Regions from separate parts of the Homo sapiens genome. Here region 2 is linked to region 1. Evidence: read pairs that join two places in POLR2A ChIA-PET (ENCODE). Cell type or tissue: K562. All regions are shown on one strand. Links, peaks and the distances in the headings refer to the core of each region. The heading gives the core; the rest is flanking DNA.

Region 1 (5,388 bases), core at 216-5,215:
CTGGGAATGTGCATTTCTAACAAGTTCCCAGGTGATGGCTGATGCTGGTAGCTTGGGACCAAGCTTTGAGAACTAGTCTAGACCAGCACTGTCCAATAGAACTTCCTGAGATGATGGAAATATGCTATATCTTCACTGTCCAATGTGGTAGCCAGTAGCCCTATGTGATCATTGAATACTTGACATGTGGTTATGATCAAGGAATTTAACTTTTATTTTCATTGATTTAAACAGCTATATGTGGCCAGTGCATTAAGCAACATGGATGTGGACTTTGGTTCTCAACCTTAGCTGCACCACAGAATTTCCTGGGATGCTTTAAAAATAGATGGTTGGGTCCCAGACCCAGAGATTCTCACTTAATTGGGCTGTAGTGCACCTTGGACACTAGGATTTTTTTTAAAAAAGCTTCCCAGGTGTCCCAGTTACTATTGTTGCTTAACTACTCTAAAACTTAGTGGTCTAAAAAAAACTCCATTTTACTAATACCCATGAATTCTGTAGGTTAGGAATCTGAACAGGGCAAAGTACATATGACGTGTCTTTGCTCCACAGTGTCTGGGGGTATAGCCATCCAAAGGTTTGACCAGGTTGAATGCCCAAGACTTAACGCACATGGTTGGCTGTTGATTCTCATGTGTGGCCAAGGTTGAAAACCGTCGGTCTAGTATAGTAAACGAGGTTCCCGCCGGGCGCAGTGGCTCAAGCCTGTAATCCTAGCACTTTGGGAGGCCGAGGTGGGCAGATCATGAGGTCAGGAGTTCCAGACCAGCCTGGCCAACATGGTGACACCCCATCTCTACTAAAAATACAAAAAAGCCGGGCATGTTGGCGTGTGCCTGTAATCCCAGCTACTCAGGAGGCTGAGGTAGGAGAATCGCTTGAACCCGGGAGGTGGAGGTTGCAGTGAGCTGAGATCACGCCATTGCACTCCAGCTTGGGTGACAGAGCAAGACTCCGTCTCAAAAAAATAAAAATAAAAAACCAGGTTCCTAACATAAGGACTCTCTAAACAGATGTATTTAATTAAAGTGCATCTTGCTATTTGTTTTTACTTGAATTACATTAGAGGGGAAAGAATTACCTAACTTATCTAAATGCAAAGTACTTGCCTATCCTTCACCTGATACCAACTTGTTAGAAGGCACAGGTTCTTTCTAAGCTTTCTGGTTTGAGAGTTGTGGGCTCCAGTTCCCTGTTTCCAGTCCTGTAATGATGTGACAATTCTAGCAAAGCCATGGGGACCACATCCATGCAGAGGCTCCGATCTGGGCTATGGAGCAGCAGCATGGCACAGTGAACTGTGAGACGTCTGGGTGCCATCTGATTCTGCCACTGACTTGGTCTGCTTCTTTGAGATAGCTGTTGATCCTTTTGCAGCTAGGTTTCTTCATCTGTAAAATTGAGGGCTGGACTAGATAGTCTGTAAGGGTTTTTTTTTTCTTTAAGTTGTAATGTTCAGATTTATCCCAACGGTACTTTGAGAGTTGAGTTAAATAGAGTAAGTAGGTAACATTTATAGGAGCTGAAATACATTGCATTTTAATTTACTTCTTGGCCAGGGTGTTAGGTGAACTGAAGAGGACAGGGTCACCATTCTTGGGAGGTTTGGTTTGCACGCAGTAGCTGATACGAGAATGGAAGGTGTCAAATGAAATAAAGCAGCAGCATGAAGTCGTTATCAGCTAGCTGAGAATCCTGGATTCCTTACAGACATTCTACATACCTCCTTTGCCTGTGTCTGCAGAACATTATAACAAAATCATCTGATTTGAATCTTTTAATTAGTAGTCATCTTATATAGTTGTGTTCTTTGTGGGATCCAGTGATTTTTAAGCTGTTCTTAAAGGTATACAGCTGTTTTATGCAACAAGTGTATATATGTGTGGGAGTGGAGAAATGACATTTATTGTTGGTTTAGAACTTCCTTGGGCATCGTGTTTTGTTTCTGAGGATTCTGCTGCAACCCTACCAAACTCCAGTTCATCTCCAATATTTCCTATCTTCCACTGTGGGATGAACTCAGGTTAGTGTGTCTGTGTCTCTGGTTTATGCCCTCTTCCCCTTTCTTTCAAAAGCAAAGTGGTTATTGATTCCATGGGGCTCTTCAGGGTCTGGTCTGTGGGCTTGATGAACTGGCTGCTGTTAGAAGAGGCTTGAGGGAAACCTCTGTTTGTAGTTCCCTTAGGGGAAAAAGTTTGGAGCCTTGTTTTTTTTTTTTTTTTTTTTTCTCACTCTCTCTCAAAGACAAGGAACAGGAAGGAAGCCTTTGAGGAAAGGGAAGCTTTGCTCTTTACTGTTGGCCCTTTGTATTGTCTTGGGGAGACACTCCCTAGACTGCACACCCACCACAAATGACCATAAATATTTCTGTATCTCAAGCTGGAGCCTCAGGAAAACCAGAAAGCGCAAAACGACGAACTGCATAGGCATCTGTTGCGAGTGTTGAAAAGATCTGTCCCGGATTTTGGAAGGGCCACATTCAATAAATCCACATGTAGTTTGTTGAACAGATTAACAAGCCTTTAAACATACTTACATTCTGTTCTAGGGTTTAATAAAACAAGTCCTCAGAATTGATGCCTTTGGCGCCCACCTATTTTCCCAGCTAAAGAGAGAATGTGTAAAGATTTATAGCTGAGCTTGCAGTTGTAATTGGACCTTTGTAAGGTTTTTAAATGAAATACTGTTTTTGGTTTTGTTTTGCCTTTTTGCTCTCTACTTCTATTCATACAGTTAATTAAAGTTTAGTATTCACTATGCAAATTGTAACAGGGAATGGTTACATTATGACATTGAGAAAGATCCTTAAAATTACTTGTTTCAAGGATAATGTTTTGAATAAAGAGGAAGGAGGATAGTAGTGGGGAAGGTTTATCAAGATAACGGTGTTAAATTTGAGCAGCCTTATCCACTTTTAAGCATCTCCTTTTGAATCTAGACTTACAAAGAGTTACAGTACAAATAGGTAACATTAGCATGGTAATATCGCTTTAAGTTTTTTGAAGCCTTGAAGTATTGTTGGCTTTGATGGAATAGTATTCTTCTTTCTAGGATTACAGCCTAGTCTACATTTTTATGATGAATTATGCATTGGAAATAGTGTTCAAAAATTGCTGGTCTACTGTAATCCTAGGGACATTTTTTTTAAGCTCTCTAGCTAGATTATTATTTAACTAGTTTTGGTTTTTTTCCCTCCAAGAGTGACTGTTAGCTGCCCTTGCTCATTGGTTCTCAGACTTAAGGATTTTTAAAAAACAGTAGAAATAAAAATTTGGATAAACAGAGAGTTCCCAGCCTCTTTTAAATATGCCGAGTAATCACACTAAAACAAGAGCAAGCCGGACGTGGTGACTCACTCCTGTAATCCCAATTCTTTGGGAGGCAGAGGTGGGAGGATCGCTTGGGCCCAGGAGCTTGAGACCAGCCTGGGCAACATGACAAAACCCCATCTCTACAAAAAATAGAAAAATTAGCTGGGTGTGGTAGTAGTGCTCACTTGTAGTCCCAGCTACTTGCAGGGCTGAAATGGGAGGATCACTTGAATGCAGAAGGTCTAGGCTGCAGTGAGCCATGATTACACCACTGCACTCCAGCCTGGGCGACAGAGTGAGACCCTGTGTCAAAAAAAAAGGAAAAAAACAAACCGCTACTAAATTTTAATATTTTATTATAAAATAGAGGTCAGCTTAACACCAGAATAGGAGAAAGGACATAATCTCAGAATTTAAAACTTGGATACATTTAATTTTGTGAAGTGATCACATTAATTATCTCTTTTCCTGGAAATTGATGGAAATACCACCATAGCTATGTGAACTCTGAACTGTGAAGTACAGTTAGGTGTCCCTGGTGTGTGCGATGTCTAATAGTACATCAGCTATTGGAGTTCTGAGGATCTTGGGTCCTTCAGGCCAGATCATACTAAGAATCATTAAAGGATATTTTCCCTTAAAAATTGACCAGTCTCTGTTATTTGTATGTAGACTGAATTTTTTGAGTGGTAGCCTACATCTTTGTTTTTGTATTTTGATGTATTGAAATAACCTCACCAATCTTTTTAAAAGCCGAAATAAAATTGAAATTTGTAAAAGTGTTGTAAATTACTTTGTCTCTGAGCTGCAGCTTTTCCCTTGGAAATCTCTTATTTGCTTTTTGCACTGTTTTGATAGATACCTGTTGAGTATAAATAAGTAGTTTTGTAAAGCACTATCAAGTGTTGTAGCCAAGAGTGTGCTCTTTGGAGACAAACTGCTCAGGTGAATGGATATAAGGCTTTTAAGTGGTTATAACCTATGTCTGTTCAGTACTCCTATCTGAGCCTATCACTAACATCCCTAGAAAGAATTCAGTAAGAGGATTAGGGAAAAGGAGGTGCATGTCATTAACACTCATGGCCAGGCCTATCCAGGACGCAGATATTTAAGTCAAATATTGCATTAAGATTAATAAAGAAGGGGGTTAGGGGAGAAAAGAAAAGGAAAGAGAAAAGAAAACTACCTGGTAATTGAAGCAGGCAAATTGCTGGAAGCATGTAAGCGATCTGAAATCTAGTTACTTTCACACTGCCATTGGATCTCCTCTCTCAGCATCCTGATATATATATATAATTTTTGTATTTTTAGTAGAGACAGGGTTTCACCATGTTGACCAGGCTAGTCTCAAACTCCTGGCCTCAAGTGATCCCCACCGCCTTGGCCTACCAAAATTTTGGGATTACAGGCATGAGTCACCATGCCCGGCCTGCTTTTATGTATTTCTATACACAAAAACTTAAATTGAATAAATGGATCAAAAACTGTTCTAAGAAAGCATGCATGAATCCCTTATTTAAGAAAACACGGCCGGGCGCGGTGGCTCACGCCTGTAATCCCAGCACTTTGGGAGGCTGAGGCGGGCGGATCACGAGGTCAGGAGATCGAGACCATCCCAGCTAACACGGTGAAACCCTGTCTCTACTAAAAATACAAAAAATTAGCCGGGCGTGGTGGCGGGCGCCTGTAATCCCAGCTACTTGCGGGGCTGAGGCAGGATAATGGCGTGAACCCGGGAGGCAGAGCTTTCAGTGAGCCGAGATCGCGCCACTGCACTCCGGCCTGGGTGAAAGAGCGAGACTCCGTCTCAAAAAAAAAAAAAGAAAACACAAGTAAATACACAGGCATTTAGGTTTGTATGGTATATTTTAAAACTTTTTAAAAGAAAATAATAAATTCAAAGGAAACTAGAATGCTTCTGTTAAATATCCTAAATATATTTTCCAAATTTTAGTGGGTCAGTAAATGAATGCCAAAAACCAAAAGATTTCCCAAGTAAACAGTTCTGGGGTAAAATATATTCATGTAAGGGATGCCAGAGAACCAGATATGCAAGTAAAAATATTTCTCTATT
Region 2 (5,388 bases), core at 120-5,119, 57 kb after region 1:
ACAAGACAGACAACAAACCATGACTCCGAGAAAGTGCAACAGGTGCCACGAGGAAACAGAATTCCAGGACAGGAAGGTCAGGGAATGCCTCTCTGGACCAAGGGGGAGAAAGAACCAGCAGGGGAGGGTATTCCTGGCAGAGGGGGCAGTAGCTTGAAGCCTCCAAAGTGGAAGTGTTATGAATTCTTGGAGGGTGGAAAGGAAATGGGAGCTGGGAAAGGTGGGCAGCATTTACCATATCCTACAGACGACAATCTGGAACTTGGTATTTGTTTATCCCAAGTGCATTAAGGCATTGTTGCAGGATTTTAAGCCAGGTAAATGATAGGAAATTTATTTGAAAAAGATAATTCTGGTTGCAAAGTTAGCTACGTTGTTAAGGGGATATATTAAAGGCCCTGAACTAGGTTTTAATCCTAGTTTTGCCTTTTACTTAGTCTTGTGAGCAGTTTACTCATCTGAGAAATGGAGCTAATGAGTCCACCTCAATAGTGGTAAGGATTGATGAATAAGATAAGGTGTCAAGAACCATGTGTAAGGCCAGGTGCAGTGGCTCACGCCTGTGATCCCAACACTTGGGGAGGCTGAGTCAGGTGGATAACTTGAGGCCAGGGGTTTGAAACCAGCCTGGGCAACATAGCGAAACCCCGTCTCTACTAAAAATACAAAAGTTAGCTGGGCGTGGTGGCGGGCACCTGTAATCCCAGCTTCTCGGGAGGTTGAGGCACAAGAATCGCTTGAACCCAGGAGGCAGAGGTTGCAGTGAGCTGAGGTCGTGCCACTGTACTCCAGCCTGGGCAACAGAGCGAGACTCTGTCTCAAAAAAAAAAAAAAAAAAAAAAAGAATCGTGTAAAATGTAGAATATGCTCAATAATGTTAGTTCCCCCTCCGTTTTCCTCCTTCCCGTAGAGTAGAATATGTGAGTAAAGTGTTCTGGCATCATGGAAATGCAGCACAGTCTCTAGTGATCTTGGGGACAGCAACACCAAGCCCAGTGGCAGCTCCATGAAGGTTATGGGCACAGTGTCTAGTGGGGAATTTTTTTTTTTTTTTTGTAAAGTTGACCTGGTCCATTCAAGTATTGCAATAGTAATGGTGGCTTTATTTATAGCTTGTTGTATTGAGATTATGAGTTTCGAATATTTAACAGATTCTTCCCTTCTTCATGCCTTTTGGAAGAGAGAACTAAGTTGCTAATGCAGTACTACACTACTGTTACTTCACCAATAATACTCAGGGTTATATTAATAGGAGAATCTGCAAAGTTTAATGCCACTTGTTCATACCTGGGGCTCTCCTCTAAACTAAATAAATTTCTTAACCTGTCCATTCATTTGTATTTTCCTGTTGTTGTGAATCTCTAAATATCTTGCACAAATAATGAGTTTCCTATACAATTTGAGGAGACTGTGTTATTCTGAAGAATTCCATCATCATAATGGTGTTCATTGGGTCTATGTTGTGAGTTTGTCTAATGGAAAAAAGATTTGTTTCTTTTTAACTGCATAAATAGTAGATTCAAATAAAATGCTGTTAAGTGGAATGCAGGTAATAAAAACCGATTCAGACATGGCAGCTAGCCTGATGGGGTTTGTAGCATAACAGGAAGAGAAACTTGCAACCTTATTTTAGCCATCCTTAGATTGGTCTCAGGTTTGCCTCATAGTGAATTCTGCTCTGGGAAGGTAACAGGCGTTATAGGAAAGTCATATACACAGTGAGGTTTCACATGAGGGCAAGCTCCTTATTACCTACCCATTTATTTATTCTGTAATGTGGTTGGATGTAATTTAAAATGGGTCCTTGGATCCCCCCTTGACTGCTTTTAGGTTTATGTAGGTCTAGAATCAAAATCCTTGTATTCCTAGTTTGCTGTCCACAATGAAGATTTTTAATGTCATATTTCCTAACCTAGAGAATAATACTGCCATGAACGCTTGCCACTAGTGTGACTTTTGTCACAGACATGTCATTGGCAGAGACTCATTTGTAGCTCCCAGGTCTGTATTGGGAATCAGGATGAGAAACGCCATCCTGCCCAGTTAGCATGCCTCCTAAAATCTCATTTGTAATAGACATGGGATTCATTTGAACTGTAATTTATTTTATTTTATTTTATTTTTATTTTTATTTTTTTTTTTGAGACTGGCTCTCTGTCACCCAGGCTTGAGTGCAGTGGTGCCATCTTGGCTTACTGCAATGATCCTACCACCTCAGCCTCTTGGGTAGCTGGGACTATAGGCTCTTGCTACCACACCCAGCTAATTTTTGTCTTTTTAGTAGAGACGGTGTTTTGTCATGTTGCCCAGGCTGGTCTCAAGCTCCTGGACTCAAGTGATCCACCTGCCTTAGCCTCCCAAAGTGCTGCGATTACAGGCGTGAGCCACTGTGCCTGGCCTGAACTGTAATTTTCCTGTCCTGGTGATTCAACTCGATGTGACATTGAAACTACATGGTTCTGCAGTGATGTCCTACAGAATCAGTAGGCTGCTGAGTCAGGGGGTCTCTTGCTCCCAGAGTCCTCAAGGTGGCAGGTCCTGCACGCTGTCAAACTGCAAGCATCTGGCATCAGCAATGACAGCTGCTTCTATGGAAGATGGAGAAAAGAAGTTTGTAGGTAAAATAAATGGCTGAAAATGAGGGGCCTTGCATCGCGTGTGTTACTCTGCTGCTTTTAAAAGCTTTATAATATGTTAATTCACTTAACCCCACACCAGCTCTATTTGACAGGTGAGGTAACTGAGGCACTGAGAGCTTAAGCACCAGGTCCAAGGTCCCTACAAAGTGGTGGAGGCAAGAATGGAACCTGGGCAGTCTGGCTTCTGCATCCCTGCTCCTGGACTGACTCTCATAAAAGGCCGTTTGTGTGTCTCAACTGTAACCTAAGGGATTATTCAGCTAATAACCCTGAAGCTATTACATGGAGCATGAAGTTTGGTTCTGACTCCCTAATGTAGAAAAGTCAAATATATTATCTCTTATGCTACCATAGATAAATGCTCTCAAGGTACAAGCTCTCACATAAATGGAAAACCAATCTTGGAAATAAAACCAAAACCAGGTAGTTAAATGTATGAGTCCATCAGAAGGTGTATTAATTGAAGTCAAGTCTTTAATAGTGGCAGATAGGCCAGTGTGTATTTCATCCTGAGAATGACCTCACAGGGATGCTTAATTCTTGATGCTTCATGCTGCATTTTGGGAAAGCCTCACTGTGTGATACTTTTGAAGACATGACAAGAGAATTGCACAAGAGCCATGTTTTCTCTGCTTAATTTTGTTTTGGTTAACGCAGGGTGAGTTTCTTACTAGGCTCGCCCAAACTGGGAATTGCAGCCATGGCAATTAGCAGCAGGAGCTCTGTGAGGTGGCCTGGAGAACACCCTACAGAGACCCTGCTCCACAGAGACCCTGCCACACACTTTACCTGATGCCTGTGACCCGTGACTAGAGTCGTCTCTGTGTTGTTTTTCAGAAGGACATTTGAAAAAAGGGCTGAGGATCCGTTATTGGTGGATAGTGATTTCATAAAATAATGTCATGTATCTTATAAAACTTCCCATTTGCATGTGTATGATTTTAATTTTGCAAATGCCCATATAGACCATGTAAACATTATTGTGTTAAATTAATAGTTATTGTGGATGTACTCATATTCATCTCAAGTTTTGTATTTTATTGTAATTTTTTTTAATTATATTAACTGGTTGATTGCATAGAAATGAAAATCTATTCTGAATTAATTCTACTCAGCTTCTGGGCAGCATATTTTAAAGACTTTCAGAAGAGAGAGCATCACTTTTTTAGTGAAAAACAAGGGTCACTATAAATAATGTAGTTTAAAAGCAATAAAAATTTAAAATGTTTCACTTATTCTGGCATTTAGTAATGGGTACTTGAGATTTGCCTTCTAACCTGAACATTCTTTAGACTAAGAAATGGCCTTGGATTATGTGCTTCTCGAAACATCTGTGATAAAGGACCATTTCTTTTTCCTTTTGAATTCCATCAGGGACTGATACTTTTGTAAGTGTTGAGGGGAGGGAGGTATCGTGGCATGTGACCTCTAAAGGAAGGTGAGATTGTGGCCCATACCTTGGAAGACATTGTTATCTCTCCTCTGGGATCCAGCAACAGTTGACAAACAGGCTGGCACTGAGCCTCAGCTTGTGCTTTGATGAGCTCAGGGCTGGGTGGTGTTTCCAGATTCCATCCAGGTAATAACCACTTCCCTGAAAGTTGGTTTCCTCAGCCCGCCTTTCTGTCCCATTTTGCGTCTCCATCAATCCCGGTCCCTGTGGATTTTCCTTCAGTTTCAGGAGATTGTCGATGAATGACTTAGTCAATCCCCCCTCGGTGGATTGACACCAGATCCTTTCTTCCCTGATGTTACTGACAAACACCCTGCAACTTCCAGGGCTCAGCTGAGTTCACCATCCCCTCCTTATGCATCCTTTGAGTTGAGAACATGAATGAAGGAAACACAGACAGCTGTTTGTCCTCACCTGCCTCTCAATATAACATTTCTCCTAAATCTTGTGTCTCCTGCTGGAATAGCAGGGGTGGAACTTTTTAATAATGGTGAAGTTCTTCCATTTTGCACTTTTTGGAACAGGCTCCAGCTCCATGTGGCTAAATTGCTGTAAGAGCAAGGAATGTTTGAAGTACCCATGCAAGATTATTTTAAGCATAAGAAGTTGATTCATTGAAAAGAAAAATACTCAACTAATTATTGAGTGCCCACTGTGTATAAAATGTTAGTATCCACGAATTCTGAAAATTCTGTGAGTTTCCCAAACCCATAGAATGTTTCAGAATCCGTCCTGGGAACAGCTACATTCCAGCTCCCTGCTCCTCCCGTAATCCCGTCCTGCCTGCCCTTTGCTATTCTGAGTTCAGAGTATTCTCTTAGTAAAAGGGACCAGTCTCAGTTTATTCAGAAGCTACAAGATGCTTAAAATATATAAATATATATATATATGTTTATGTATTTGGCTGAGCACTGTTTCACACCTGTAACCCCAGCACTTTGGGAGCCCAAGGCAGGAGGATCACTTGAACCCAGGAGTTCAAGACCAGCCTGAGCAATATAGTGAGACCCTATCTCGTATAAAAAATAAAAATAATTAGAAAAATAAAAAGATTAGATATAAGGAAGTCTGAAGTTTCAGAAGAGTTCTGAAAAGGAGAAATTATAGAAATATGTTCTCAACAAATTCTCCTTTTACCATCAGTGTCTGTTTGGAGTTTCTCTGTTCAGAGGCCAGTACCTGGACAGGGAGGATACCATGAGAAACAAGTAACCTTTTCTCAGTGCTTCCAAATCATTACTGGGAGGATGTGTTTATTTTCATGTGATCCCTTCTTCCAGCCATCAATAGACTTAC

What was found. Peaks named below come from ENCODE experiments on the same cell type or tissue, not always from the same donor. Only the 100,000 strongest peaks of a DNase experiment are listed, where the experiment ranks them.
Region 2: POLR2A ChIA-PET joins it to region 1 with 5 read pairs; 11 of 35 experiments call an interaction of 5 or more read pairs at or near these places.

Annotation. Positions count from the first base shown.
Region 1 is chr6:17,969,676-17,975,063 of GRCh38, reverse strand. The region is part of intron 2 of KIF13A (kinesin family member 13A); the gene reads left to right. Among named protein-coding and RNA genes, the nearest start is that of KIF13A, 15 kb to the left of the region's middle. In K562, for the core only: no CTCF peak of the experiment used is centred there; a DNase peak (open chromatin) is centred at 3,305.
Region 2 is chr6:17,912,691-17,918,078 of GRCh38, reverse strand. The region is part of intron 2 of KIF13A (kinesin family member 13A); the gene reads left to right. Among named protein-coding and RNA genes, the nearest start is that of KIF13A, 72 kb to the left of the region's middle. In K562, for the core only: no CTCF peak of the experiment used is centred there; no DNase peak of the experiment used is centred there.